Linked DNA regions of Homo sapiens: regions 1 and 2 are each linked to region 3. A link is a loop called in an ENCODE intact Hi-C map of the cell type or tissue named here. Cell type or tissue: gastrocnemius medialis. All regions are shown on one strand. Region 1 overlaps FGGY (FGGY carbohydrate kinase domain containing). Region 2 overlaps FGGY (FGGY carbohydrate kinase domain containing). Region 3 overlaps FGGY (FGGY carbohydrate kinase domain containing).

The links. Peaks named below come from ENCODE experiments on the same cell type or tissue, not always from the same donor. Only the 100,000 strongest peaks of a DNase experiment are listed, where the experiment ranks them.
Region 1: it touches region 3 in a loop (4-fold over the local background); 9 of 110 quality-filtered maps call a loop at or near these places.
Region 2: it touches region 3 in a loop (2.5-fold over the local background); 7 of 110 quality-filtered maps call a loop at or near these places.

The regions. Positions count from the first base shown.
Region 1 is chr1:59,598,968-59,603,967 of GRCh38, forward strand. The region is part of intron 8 of FGGY (FGGY carbohydrate kinase domain containing); the gene reads left to right. Among named protein-coding and RNA genes, the nearest start is that of MIR4711, 130 kb to the right of the region's middle. In gastrocnemius medialis, no CTCF peak of the experiment used is centred here; a DNase peak (open chromatin) is centred at 2,364; H3K27ac peaks cover 3,970 bases.
Region 2 is chr1:59,518,208-59,523,207 of GRCh38, forward strand. The region is part of intron 7 of FGGY (FGGY carbohydrate kinase domain containing); the gene reads left to right. Among named protein-coding and RNA genes, the nearest start is that of MIR4711, 210 kb to the right of the region's middle. In gastrocnemius medialis, no CTCF peak of the experiment used is centred here; DNase peaks (open chromatin) are centred at 2,174, 3,084, 3,524 and 4,985; H3K27ac peaks cover 4,399 bases.
Region 3 is chr1:59,688,968-59,693,967 of GRCh38, forward strand. All of the region lies in intron 14 of FGGY (FGGY carbohydrate kinase domain containing), which reads left to right. Among named protein-coding and RNA genes, the nearest start is that of MIR4711, 42 kb to the right of the region's middle. In gastrocnemius medialis, no CTCF peak of the experiment used is centred here; DNase peaks (open chromatin) are centred at 951 and 2,554; H3K27ac peaks cover 4,880 bases.

The sequences.
Region 1 (5,000 bases), 90 kb before region 3:
CAATACAGGAATTACAGAGTTAAGTGAAGATGCAGGCAGGAGTACCTAACCCAGCATTGTGGTAGAAGTCAGGGTTTATGGAAGGCTTTTCAGAGGAGATAACATTGAGTTCAGTCCTACACATGTTCGTTTGTTTGTTTGTTTGTTTGTTTTTGAGACGGAGTCTCACCCTGTCGCCCAGGATAGAGTGCAGTGGCACGATCTTGGCTTACTGTAACCTCCACCTCCTGGGTTCAAGTGATTCTCCTGCTTCAGCCTCCCAAGTAGTTGGTACTACAGGCACGTGCCACCACACCTAGCTAATTTTTGTATTTTTAGTAGAGCCAGGGTTTCACCATGTCAGCCAGGCTGGTCTCAGAACTCCTGACCTCCCAGTGATCTGCTGGCCTTAGCCTCCCAAAGTGCTGGGTTATGCATGTTCTTAAAAGAATATGAATAAGTAAGTGGCTGGGTGCAGTGGCTCATGCCTGTAATCCCAGCACTTTGGGAGGCCGAGACGGGCGGATCACTTGAGGTCAGGAGTTCAAGACCACCTGGCCAACACTGGTGAAACCCATCTCTACTAAAAATATAAACATTAGCTGGGCGTGGTGGCATGTGCCTGTAATCCCAGCTACTTGGGAGGCTGAGGCAGGAGAATCACTTGAACCCAGGAGGCAGAGGTTGCAGTGAGCCGAGATTTTGCCACTTCACTTCAGCTGGGGGACAGAGCAAGACTCAAAAAAAAAAAAAAAAAAAAAGGAATATGTATAAGTTAGCTAGGGGAAAGCGAGAGGGAGTGCCCTCTAATCAGTGAGACAAGAATTTATGAACACTAAGAGTTGAGAAAGAAAATGGCACAAGGGGAATTTCAGGTTCACTTAAGTCTGAGGCCTAGCTTATGATGGGCTTGGTGCAATAAAAATGATGGGGGCAGAGGATTGGGAAATGATAACATAGGGGATTTCAGGAGACAAAAAGGTAAAAGCTACATCAGACAGTCCCATATGTCGTGGCAAGCTGCTCAAGGACTTTAGTAAGGAGAATGATAGAATTAAATTTGTGTATTAGAAAGATCATTGTGGTGGAGGTATGAAAGATTCTCTGAGTGACGCTTAAGAGAGTACAGGATGGAGGACACTATTTGGGTCAGGGAAACGAGTTTAATCCAGTTTCATCACCCTTGTAATAATCCAAGCAAGAAATGATGAAGGGCTGGACTAACGTAGTGGCAATAGTTGGAAACAGGAAGACTTGTGTTTGAAAAATATTTGACAGAGCACCGTGACCTACTGTGGGGCAGATGAGAGCGATGAATGATCAGGAAGTCAAGAATGGTATCCTGAGACAGAGATACTTCTGACATGTCAAAAATATAACGTGCCATCCTTCATCCCAGAGCTACAGAACAAGACATGTCGATTAGCCATCCAGGTCAAAGGTTCCATGTGGAGCTCAGGAGCAAGGCCTGAGTGTGGGATAAAAATTGTCATTGCACACATAGGACTGGATGAGCTGACCCTAAGAGATGTAGGCAGTGAGATGAACATAGGAGAGAATCCAGGAGGGAAGAGAAAGAAGAGCCTACCAAAGAGACGAAGCTAATAATGAGTAGAGGCTGGACCTGCACCCAGCTCTTTGGACACCAAACTTTTCCACCGTCCCAGAAAGTTGCAGAATTAAGCCATCTGTGGCTTAACATGCCTTGAGAGCATACTGTGTCCTAGGATCTTTATACACATTACCCCATCTAGGACTTAGACACAGCTCTGTGGTTAATGAGATGATCCCCATCGACAGATAAGGAAACTGAGTCTCAGGTCAGCAAATGACCTAACCAGAAATATCCAAGTTTGTCAGACTCCTAAGTCTGTGCTCATGTTACTAAACCATGTTTCTGCCTTTAAGATAAGATATGGCTCCTCACTATTTCCTGGGAGAGGCAGACATTAACAGCTATTTACAATTCAATCTGAGAAATGTAGAAATAAAGGTGAATGCTGAGAGCCCCCATTCATAAACAAAATTCTCTATGCTTTTTTTTTTTTTTTTTTGTACCATGTGGTGATCTAGGAGTTGGCTGGATTGTGTATAAATGGTTTTTCTCTAGTAAGACGATAGCACCGTCCATTTGGAGGGTGAGATGAGCCACCATGGAAATACCCGGTCCCACACATGCCTGTGGCTACCCTCTAAAATTCCCAACCTGGCCGGAGGCACTCAAAACAAAACCTCCTGTTCCCTCCCAGGACGACTGGCGCCTGGAGCCTGCCTTTTGCCCCTGCCAGAGGCTTAGGCCAGCCTCGGAGTGATGGCGTTGCAGGGAGGCAGAACAAACGGAGCTGGAGCAGCTCCCCACTCTGAGCCCAGTCATCTCTCCCAGAAGAGGTGTGAGCAGGCTTCTGGGCTTTGTCACCACAGGGAAACTCGGCTGACGGGCACATTGCCTTAGATGAAACTAAGCCAATGGCATGCACTCATGGAGCCAGCTTGAGCATAGACAAAAAGAGAGGCAGGAGCACATGGAAAGAGGCTTCTAATCCCAGCTCCATCATTTCTGATCTTTATGATCCTGGGCAATTTGCTTACCCTCTTCATGCCTGTGTCTTCAGCTATAATATGGGCTGACTGTGTTTGACTCTATAGACTGTCAGGGTAACTCTAAGTCTGAATGCAAATGTACACCTACAAGTCACTTGATATCTGAGTTATGCCCCAGCCCATACTGAATTCCAAGTCCCCCTAGATTATAAACTTCGGGAGGACGGAGACTACATCACTTATTGGCTCTGATGTCTGTCTTTCTATATCTTTTCATGTTTAAAACAGTAGTTTGAAATCAGTGTGTATCCAATAATATTTACTGAATACTTAATCAGCTAATGTAAGATGTTTTAGATAGTAGCCATTAAATACAACTCATGAAGTTGACAGAAAAACCCACAATAATCTTGGCCACAGGTTATGGAGCAAAGCAAGTACTAGGGGTACTACCAACAGAGCAAAGTAAGTACTTCAAGAAGCCCCAGGAGTTAGCCCAAGACAATCCCATGAAGCCCAGGCCATGTGAGGGCAGAGTCTGTGTTGAAATAGCTAGCTGAAGAGTTCTGATTGACCAGCTGGGCTAGAACAACTCAGCTTCATGAAATCTTAGAAAACCTCAAAGACAAAAGAGATATTAAATATTTCTAGTCCAATCAATTGATTTTATAGCTAAGGAGAGTTAGTTATAGAGAGAGAAATAAGTTGGTGGTTCATAATTTGGATCCTGAAAGCCCTCCTCTTCTATTTACTAGCTATTTGACCTCCTGCAGCTTCTATTTCCTCATCTGTGAAGTAAATATAATAATAGGACCTCTCTCATTGGGTTGTCATGAGTGTTAAATGTGATAATATATGTGAAGAACCTAGAAGAGTCTGTAGCATATGATAAATGCAAATAACTCTTAGCAATGACTATTTTATTATTTCTATATGATTTATTATTATAATTGTTAACTGATTTAAAGGCTCATTTCAGTGGGTTTTTTCCCCAACCATAATTGTTTTAAAATTGGATTTTTGAGAATCAGTAGGATCTGTTGATGCAAAACTATACCCATCCTTCAAACCATGCGATCTTTTATTTAAAGTAAAATGCAGAACTTTATATGGGGCCCCCTGAAATCAAAATGTGTTTACAGCTTCATGACTCTGAGCCTTGTCTACATGACTGTTTCTGCCCGGGCTGCCCTTCCTCTCTGCCCAAGCAAGTATGTCCTCCTCGTTCAAAGCCTTGCTTCAAGGTGGCCATCTCTGTGAAATGCTCACTCTTTTCCCAGGCAGTGAGTTATTCCTTCCTTTGGGCTCGTACTGCACTCCTCTCTTACCTTTTTGTAGCACTTGCCATGTTTTGTTGTTATTTTTTTATTTCTACCTGGCTGCCCTGTCAGATTAGGAACTCCCTGAGGTAAGCGACCATGCCACTTCATTAGTAGTAGTAGTAATAGTAATAGTAATATTTTGCCTTATTGTTATAGCTTTATTGAGCTCAGTGTCTGACATACAGTATGCAACCAAAGTTTTTATTACTGTTTTTGAAGTTTTTATAATGATATTTATATCAGACACAAAGAGTACACCAGATGTCTAAGTACAGTTTAAACAAAATACCAAAATGAACACCAGTATTCCCACCACCAAACCTGTGAAAGAGAATATTGCCAATACCTTTTAAGTGTAAGTTTTTAACTGTGTGAGTAAATAAATGTTACTTGTTTTCTTAATTTTGCTTAGTGTTTTAGCTCTTTGAGGTAATTTTGAATCTTGATTTGAACATGTCCCATAATAAGCTATTTTTCCAAGTGTTAGCATCTGAAAATATAAGCTTTTCTTCTGTATCATCTTCTACTCCATTATTAAGCATATTGATTAAACCAAGACCAAGGACAAATCTAGAGACCCCTTTACATGGTTGTGATTACTATTGCCTGTGGTTGTTCAGCCAGTCACCTGACTATTCCATCATACAAGCCTCATTTCAAGGAGAGCTAACGTTTATTTGGTGTTTAACATATAATAAACCATTGATATGTGACAGCTTACTTAATCTTTACAAAAGTCCCCCAGCATTCATGCATTCCTCCCATTTTGGAGTTGAGGAAACTGAGGCTCAGAAAGGCTACCTTACGTAAGATCGCCTAGCTGAGAATTGGGCAGAGTCAGGACTAGAATCACGATGGGCCTTTGTCCCGACCCATAGTTTCTCTTCTGTTGTTCACTGGTATATCAGGGAACACTTAATGGAAACTTTTTAGAAATGAAGATTCCCTAACCTACTTGTCATCAAGGCCAGAAGGTTATGTTCAGTTTGAGTAAGTCTGTGTTGGCTCTAATGGCCCTTGCTTTCTGCTCTTCAAAACAGATGAAAGACTCAAAGAAGTAATGGTAGCCTAAAATTAAGACTATAATTTGGCAGAGACAAATATAGAACCTGATGCCTGACTGCTTTCAGTTTTTGTAACACTGGGCATGTTATTTAA
Region 2 (5,000 bases), 170 kb before region 3:
AAAGGGCCTTTGGTTCATGCCCTAGAACAACACATAGTTTGTTCCAGTAAACAATAAAACATGCCAATAACATTTCTCACCATTATCAGTGTTCTAGAAGACAGGATAAAGGCTGCGATCTAAAGCCTGCGACTTTAGATAATGTGATTTGGGGGGAACATTTATTTATAAGTAGTATATATACTAAATGTAGCATGATGGATAAAGAAATATACTTATTGGCAATAGTCCATTGCGTTTGTAAACTTTTGATTTATGAAGCATGATATGGTTTGGATCTGTGTCCTCACCCAAATCTCATGCAAATTGTAATCCCCAGTGTTGGAGGGGTCCCTAGTGGGAGGGGATTGTATCATGGTGGTGGATTTCTCATGAATGGTTTCGCATCATCCCCTTGGTGCTGTTCTCATGATAGTGCATGAGTTCCCTTCAGATCTGGTTGTTTAATAGTGTGTTGCACCACCCCACTCTCTCTCTTGCTTCTGCTCCGGCCATGTGAAGTGCCTGCTTCCCCATCACCTTTTGCCATGATCGTAAGTTTCCTGAGGCCTCCCCAGAAGCCGAGCAGACACCATCATGCTTCCTACACAGCCTGCAGAACCTTGAGCCAATTAAAACTCTGTCTTCTATAAACTGTTCAGTTTCAGGTATTCCTTTATAGCAATGCGAGAATGGACTAATACAAAACACATCTATGTTCATTATAGAATTTGCTCCTTATAGCAACTTTGTAGTGAAGTTAGGACAGGTATGTGTTCCCTCATTTTGCACAGCAAACAGCTGAGGCTCAGTGTATTATAAACTCAAGAATAGATATTTATCTTACACTTAGTTCTTAAGGCAACTTTATACATACTATTATTCTATTTGTCAGATGAGACAGTTGAGGCTCACAAGACTACCTAACATTCTGAGCTACACAGTTAAATGAGAGATGCGTGACTTAAGCCCATGCTTTGTGCACACTTATCACTGTGTTATAAAGAATGGCCTACCTATTTAAACATGATCCACTCTGCTCTTTAATTTGACCCTAAAAATGTGAGCAAGTAACAAATTTTGAAAAAGGAAAGTCTTTAATATTTATTGACGACCCACTTTACTAGTTCATGGGGTTAGACAGTGACTATGAGAGAGAAGTGGACTTCTGGGAATTTGTATTCTAGTAAAGAAAATAGACAAGTAAATAAACAGTTACGGTTACTTGTGCCGTGTATGGAAGGCTTTGGAAAAACATAAAATGGGCCTAAAATTGAGACTTAAACAATTATTAAAGGATTCCTAGAGGGAGTGATGTCCAGTAATCTAATTACGACACTGCTTTCCCTGTTATTGCTTCCTGGTAAAGTGGAATTTATATATTTTTTGCGACTTTTAAACTTCAACTAGGCTTCATTTCTAATAATAAAATAATAACATTGTTAATTAGAACAAATACAACCACCACTCTGACTGGTACTACTATGATGACCATTTCTTACATGTGTCCTATGTGCCAAGTACTCTACCTGATACTGCTCAGACTTTATATCTTGCTCCTCACGATAAGCCTACAAGGTAGAGGTTGTTTCCCCATTCTGCATGAGGGAATTGAAGGCAGAAAGAATAATGTTTCCACAATCACATAACTAATCTCATAGCAAGATTTGAAATTGAGTCTGCCTCCAAGGTTCATATATCTTTTCTCTAGGCCAGTGGTTCTCAACCAGGGGTGATTTGACCCCTCAGGGGACATTTGGCAATGTCTGGGGACAGTTTTGTTTATTGCTTCTGGGGAAAGGGAAATGGCACTGGCCTGTGGTGGGTAGAGGCCAGGGATGCTGCCAAACACCTTACAATGCCCAGGCCAACCCCCTGCAACAAAGAATTATCCAGCTTCAAATGTCAAATGTCAGTAGCACTGAAGGTGAGAAACCCTATTCTCTCCTGGAACACCTCCAGTGATATTATTTCTCTTCATCAATTCAGCTTATTTCTATAGAAGCCAAAAAGCAGCCCACAATAAGGGTTTTGCTGATACATTAGTACTTTGTTGAAATGTGTTTTGTGAAATTGACTCTTCAGTAAAAGTAGTTGTGAGATTAAGAAAATAATAGAAGTGAAGCCTGAGGAGTAGGGAGGACAGGATGGTTTCTAGCTCATCTATTTCAGAGTCAAGCCACACGGGACAACTTGGCCGTCTTTCAGCACATCATGCACATTCCACCTCCTTTCCTTTGTTACTCATCCATCAGCACTCAGTCTAAATGTTACTTTGTGGAAACATCTCCAAATTTAATCCATTCTTAGAAAAGCACCAATCACTCTCTATGCTGTATCTGTGAAATACTTTACAACTATTTCAGTTTTTTCACCAAATCATGTTCACGTTTGTATGCCCATCATCCAGCATGAAATCCACATAGCTGGTCTTCACTAAATCAATGTAATTATTTAATTACTATTATTAGTAATTAAGATAATAAATATAAGAGGGTTTTGAAAAATCCAGAATAAGAATTGGTAAATATAGGTGAGGGAGACTTTAAGAAAATATAGATTCCCATGCCCTACCCTGCTGAGGATGCCTGGAATCTTGTTCTAAGTGTGGAAAATGTCACCTGGTACCCAGAGGAGACAGCCTGGGGGGATGAGTTGGCACTGAGGACACTGGGGTCAGAAGCAGTATTGATGTGTTTCTGCCAAGTAGGCAGATCAGACCAGAGCAGAACCGTGCTGCGCAGGAGCCAGGCCAGGCGCTGGCCAAAAGCTGGGGGCAGGAGGGAGCTTGTCCAAAATGAGAGAGAATATGGATCCAAAGAGGCAGACGGTCTGCAAGAAATTGGGGGTGGGGGGGGATTAGAAATGCAGATAAAGTCATGCCGTGGAATCTGGAAGGAGAAAACCGTGCCAGTCCCTGAGCAGATAGAGCAAGGACAACTCTGGGAGTTCCTGGATGTGAATCACAGAGGGCAGAGGAAGAACGTATTCATGGGATTGCAAGTTTATTGTTTTAAGTTGAGGTTCGGTTTAATGCGACCCACTACTGCCTGAGACCTCGGCAGTTCATGAGCCGTGGCAACAGCTCATGTGATGGAGGGAGGGGCAGAGAGCATACGTGGGGGGAAGGATAACTGAGTTTCCTGTTCCCAGGCTCCAAGGCTTTCTTGGAGTGCTGTGATTCTCTGGACTGCAGAAGGCTGGCCTTAGCTGAGAGACCAGACTTTGACTCTGTGGAAGAAAACCGAGAGAATCCAGGGCCTGGTGCTATTGCCAGCTCCCCATGTGTCCCCAGTTTTTAAATCTTGTGCCACACGTCAGTGTATATGGCTGTGAACCTGCCATGAAACCATAATATTTTGAGTTTAATACATACACTCCTGTTTGGATAATGAGTAATCATAGGCTTTAGAACTAAAAGGCTGCTCAAAGATTCTGTATACCAAATTCTTCAATTTGCAGATGAGAAAACTGAGGCCCAGACAATGGTGAATCATCCAAAGTTACCCCAGCATATTACTTTCAGAGTCAAATTTAGAATCTGAGTGACCTAGTTCATCAGCCAGGGTCCCCGCCCCATTGTACTACACTGTCTCCAGATTAGGAAAAGGGAATGACTCCTGATTTGTTATTCCATTTTATACCTTATATCCCATTTAATGGCCACAGGCAGCTTCACTGGTGGTTATTAAATAGGTAATTTAGTTTTCCTGAGCCACACTTGAGTAAATCTCTTTGTTTTGTTGTCACAATCTACAAAAAGCTCCAAAGAATCTCCTCCAGAGCTGGAAATAATAAAAACACCTGCTATTCGAGTTCCTTCCAAAGAGCTCAAAGCAGTTATTTTTATTTCACCTACCAATCGTTGAATACCTATGCTGTGCCAAGTGTTTTGCTAGGTACTTGACTATTCACTATTGTGAGCTCACAACCACACTGTGAGCTACAATTATTTTTGGACTTTAACATACAAGGATGAAGGTTTAAGAACCTGCCAAAGGTTACATTTTAATAAATTATAAAGTTGGGTTCCTGGACCCACCGATTGCAGAGCCTATGAGCTCTCCCGTGTTGACCTGGCTAGTGAATCTATTTGTGTGTAGGTATGTTTGTGCCTTTACTTACGTTAGCCCATACTTACACCAATGCATATTTGTATCTATAGTGGAAGATAGAGCTTCTGCTTAATATCCTTCTGGACGTTTGTAGATCTATTTTATGGATGAGAAAGTTGAGGCCCAGGGTGGAGAAGTGACTCTAATAAAGTGTATTTAAAGCAGCACAGGAGTCTGGGTTCCATCAATCATGGGGAATAAGGCCAGGCTTATTAGATCAGGGTAGGAATGGGATGCGTAGCTATTGGGGTTGTGTGGTGGAGAGATAAACAATATTAATGTTGACGTTAATTTTGTTTACTAAATTTGTTAATTAATGCTTACAATCTCAATCTCAAAGATTAATCTTAATCTTTTTGTAGTGACTTGCTGTTTTTAAACTACCCTTGGAATAGGGAAGGTATTTTTACCTCCCACGAATGGTTGGGAAAACTGACCTTCGAGGAGGTGAAGGGATTTGCCTAAGGTTACAGGACCAGGAAGACTGGATCCAAGACTCAAACCCTTATTTGTGTGCCTCTGTCTTCACATCAGCTTTAGTGCAACCCTTGCATCAAACAATGGAAAAGTAGTACCTAGTAAATGGAGCAAGGTGTCTTATTCTGTGCCCAGAGCCTCTCATTTTAAACAAGCTCTGATCATCTCATCTACTACAGAACTGTATCTGGTATTCTGGGGCCATTTTTAAACAGAAGGTTTCACTTATTCTCTCCTGTATTAGTATATGGCCGAGAAAATTAGCTGAGCTGTTATTTTCCTTTGCTGAACTGGGGAACAAAAACAAAAAAACACACAGTAATCCAGCCACTGGTTCTGACACTGCCAAGCACCTGTTAGGAGGACTTCCTACTCCAAGTTCAAAAGGTACGGACTGCTAGAAAAGTGTGTGTTTGGGGGCCCAGAGTC
Region 3 (5,000 bases):
TCGAACTCCTGACCTCAGGTGATCTGCCCACCTCGGCCTCCCAAAGTGCTGGGATGATAGGCGTGAGCCACCTCGTCTGGCCTAGACATTTTTTTAAAAGGTTGGGGAGAAAGGCCAGGTACCCTATCTTCCAGGAACAGACAGTTGGGTTAGAGAAGTATATATAAAGTGACCTGAAACCAGAGAGTGCTGTTGCATAATCTACTCTCTGGTAGTGACTACCAGCAGGAAAGAGTAGCCTGGCTTTGTGTAAGAAATGGGGCTTGAAATGGGCTGGAGTGGAAACATTAATTTAGGACAGGCAGAGAAGCAGCAGGAAGAGGGATTTTTAGATAAAGGTGCTGGTGAGAGCAAAGAAACAGATACAGACAGAACGGAGATCAACGTTAACTCCTGGGAAGGGTCCCAGTTCAGGAGTAGTGAAAAAGAAAGTTGGATAGATAGGACCACAGTTGATTACAGGTAGGGGTTGTTAACCACAAACAGATCAATTAGGAATTTGATCAGCAGTCTTGGGAGTACTTTTTGCTCAGTATTCCCTTATCCTTTAACTGTCTTTTAAAAAAATGTTGCAAGCTGATAGTCTCACTTTAAAAAAAAAAACGTTAAGTCCTTCTTAGATAATACTGCTTTCTGCTTAAGAAAAATAGCTTTTAAATTAGTTCAGCCTGTGAGTAATAATAAAAGTTTATTACTTATCTCTCACAGTTTTGAAGAGTCTCTAAAATAGAAGGGAATACTCTTTAAATGCCCCTAAAGTGCTATCCTCTTTCACTACAGTTCATTTGTGTATAGGGTGTTATAAAATCACACATTTGAGAATTTCAGGATGGAGAAAGCACCTTCTGAAGCAATGTCATTGAGAGATGGGGAGCAAGCCACTTTCTACCAGCTCAAAATCTACTCCCTCCTCCCTCCCCAACCCCTCCCTGACACCTGGGCCTAGAGGAGCCTGTGTGTTGGATAGAGTTGACGGCAGTGAAATTCCTACCAAGTTGGCCCTTTCAGTTTCACCTGTCAGTGTCTCTGATGAAGAGGGATCTTGACAAACCAGACTGGTTTGGATAATTGGACTACAGCAGTTGTCTTCATCTCAGTAAACTGACTAACCACTACAGAGGCTGGAGGAGAAATTTATAGAAAATCCTAAAATGGAAATTGAAGCAAGTGTTTCAATGACTAGGAAACAACAGGCTTTAGTGAGGTTCCAACATATTATAGTATGGTGGGGTGCTGGGACTCCTGTCTTCAAGGGGCCCCTAAAAGTGATAGAGGGGATTCATTTAGTATGCCCCAGCTGCCATTTAAGCACTTTGTGGTTATTGGCTCACTTAGTCCTCACAACGGTCCCATGAGATCCTGATATTAGTTGTACTTTGCACACAAGGAACCTGAATCACCAAGAGGCCACGCGCTTTCCCAAGCTTACATAGCTGGTAAAAGGTGAAGCTCAGATACAAACCCAGATTTTCTGACTCTGTGGTCTGTTCACTGTAAATACTGAAACCCATCTCTATAAAGCTCCTTTGGGAAACTCATCTTGGTGAGGCCCACCTCTACACGGCCCTACCCCCATGTGCCCATCTCTTGCACCGCCCTTAGATGTTGCCATGTTTGCTGATCTCACTCAAGTGTGAGCTTCCATATAAGGGTCCAAGTCTTACTGATCCTTAGCCAGTAGTCAGTGCTGGATACATGTATGCTGTACCAGACTGGAGGTGAAGTTTTACAGAGACTTTGTAATCTTCCTGAAGCTGGCTAAGAAGGCAGCCACCTGTGACTAGTTACACAGAAACCCAGCCACTTAAAGCAGTGGCACTGCTGGGGATGGACTTAGATTTAAAGTCGCTAGCAGGTAAAATCTGACCTATGTCTCCAGAAACAACTTTACTTGTGCACATTAGCTGTGACTGTAAACTGCTGCTTAACGGTTCTCACTTGCTCTAATTTTTCAAAGACTGACTCCCCAGTCATTAGAGTCTGTTCTGTTACTAGTAACTCAGTGGATGATCTGGAACAAGAGGTCTACCTCTTTGGGCCACAGTTTCCTCATCTTTAAACTGAAAGAATCAGATTCTGGTTTTCAAAAATGTAAAGCAGTGGAACCTTTGGGAGGCCAATACAGAAAACAGAAGGTGAACTGTGTCTCTGGCTTATCCATCACACCCTCTTTCCCCACTGCCTGGCAGCCTTGGAGGGTCTTTGCTGAACATAAGCACTGGACTAGATCTTTCCAAAGGAAATAACTGAAAATATTATAATGTTTAATAATGATACTTAATAATTCAATAATAAAGTAACTTCAAAATAGCCTAGCCTACCTTGAGAAAAGCAGGTTGGAGGGCCCTCACCATGGGGTCACTGTGCCTGTCTGTGTTACTGTCAAACATTGTGTGTTCCAGGCACGGAGGGGTGTCAGCTCAGCCTGATAATGTACAGTGGATTGGGGAAGCTAAAGCCTCTGGGCCTCATTCTCCTTGGCTGAAAACAGACTGCGTGTCATGGCACTGGTGAATTAGAAATTCTATCCAGCCACTCTTGGAGATTGATTTTCCGTCTGGGGATCTGACCTCTTGCTTCACTAGCAGAGGGGATCAGACTGTTCTGGGAGGAGTCAACGAGCTGGCCCTCAGAAAAGCCTTCTCTTTCTTTTTTGTTCTTTTTTTTTCTTTTCTTTTTTTTTTTTTTTTAACTGTATGTTTCAAAGGGAAAGTCTGATTACTTTGGGGACTTAACACTACCAGTTTGAATTCTTCTTGGTACTTACAGCCTTAAGATATCCATACACCCCCACATCCGTCCTTTGTGCTAGAAGATTACTGAAGATTTAATTCCATTTATGTCATTGGATTTGTAAAAAACCCCTTTTGGATTCAAAGATGAAGGCCTCACTTACTTTATTTTTGTCATTTTCACAGACCCCTTATGTAAATGCCTCAAGAGTAAGAATCTTGCTCAAGTGATTTTTGTATCTCCAATGGCTAACAAGGAGCCTGACATAGAGTAGCTGCTTGGTAAATATGTGTTCATTCATTCAACAAATACCCCCAAGGTACAACGATAAGAAAAATAACTATAGTCCTAATACTGATCACCTCTGCAGTTGACTGGAAGAGACAGTTAAAAAGATAAGTACAAATAAATGTATCTTGGGTTAAGTGCTATAAAGGAAAAGAACAGGTTCAATGGAAGGAAAAATTAGAATTGTTGATACATGAATGGAAGTAAATGACCCGGACTTCCAACTCTAAATCTCTGTCTCATTTCACCTCTTTGTAAATAATCATTGCTATTATGTTAAATATCACAACTACTGTCATTTCTTGTTTACCCACTACATTCTAAGCTTGGTGCTGACATCTTTGTATTTATTATATAAAATTCTCAAAATTACTCTGCCCGTTAGGCTTTCTTATCACTTATTCCAAATGCAAAAATAAGGTCCAGGGAAGATAATTATGTAACTTGTTCATGATTGGAGAGCTAATAAGTGTCAGAGATGAATTGAACCAAAGTTGGTGTGACAAAGCCTCTGTTTTAAGCAAAAGGGAAAAAAAATTCTCATTAACTCCAAGGATTATCATCAGGAGTCCAACAGGGTTCCCAATTTGGGAACTACTATATCATTATCATATGGCAAATGGTCCACTATGTTAGATGAGAGGACAAAAAAAAAAAAAAAAGTTGGGGGAGAAACTTTGCTGTAGAGTGGGAGGGAAAAAGAGGAAGATAGTCTTCTTGCATGGGCCGTCTTATCAGCCTAGCAATAATAAACTATCACCATAGCAACAGGAAGTCTAATTGATGGCAGATGTTGAGCCACTTTAAAAGCCACGCCAACTGAATGCCAAGCTGATGCTGTAAACCTCTCTCCTCTCCCGCGGCTAGACTAATCATGCTATGGTCATATTGGAGAGACCCATCTTTCAAGGGTGGAAGAAACTCTGGACTTGGCATCAGAAGACTTGAGTCTGAGCCTCACATCTGCCCGTGCTGAGCTCTGTTGCCTTGAGCAAGTCAGTTCATCAAAAGTAGAAGATAGTTATCATTAATTTTATCATCATTATTACTACCAGTAGTAGGAACTCTCTGAAATTCAATTTCACAATCTAAAAGATAGATAATATTTGTGTAAGCATCGTCAGAAGGTTTAAATGGAATAAAAGATGTGGAAGTGCTTAGTAAACTATAAAGTAATTCACAAATACAAAATATTAACACCAAGAGACAGCTTGACGTGCTAGAAAGAGTTTGCATTGGCATCAGACAGATATGGCTGCTTACAGACTGCTTCATCTGAACGCATCACTTACATGCTCAGCCTCAGTTTTCTATCAGTAAAATTTCTTAGTGTAAATCTGTAAAATGTTCTACCCATGTTACAAACCTGTGGCTTAATTAACCTCTCTACACTTCAGTTACTCCTCTGTAAAATGGAGGTGGCACTGGCACCTCCCTCATAAGGTCGTTGTGATGATTAAGTAAGTTAATACAGGAAGAACATTTAGAACAGTGCCTGGCACAGGCAGCGTGTCATACATATTAATGGTGGTAATGGTAGTGGTGGTGGAGAAGAAGAAGAGGAAGGAGAAGAGGAGGAAGAAAGAGCAATTGAAATCATATACGTGCATAGAACTGTGAAAGCTGGTGGTAATGGTAGTGGTGGTGGAGAAGGAGAAGAGGAAGGAGAAGAAGAGGAAGGAAGAGGAGGAGGAAGAGCAGTTGAAGTCATATACGTGCACAGAACTGGGAAAGCTGGCCAGGCTCGGTGGCTCACACCTGTAATCCCAGCACTTTGAGAGGCTGAGGCCAGTGAATCCCTTGAGCCTAGGAGTTTGAGACCAGCCTGGGCAACATGGTGAAAACCTGTCACTACAAAAAATACAAAAATTAGCTGGATGTGGTGGTGTATGCCTATAGTCTCAGCTACTCGGGAGGCTGAGGTGGGAGGATTGCTTGAACCTGGGAGGCAGAAGTTGCAGTGAGCCAATGTTACGCCA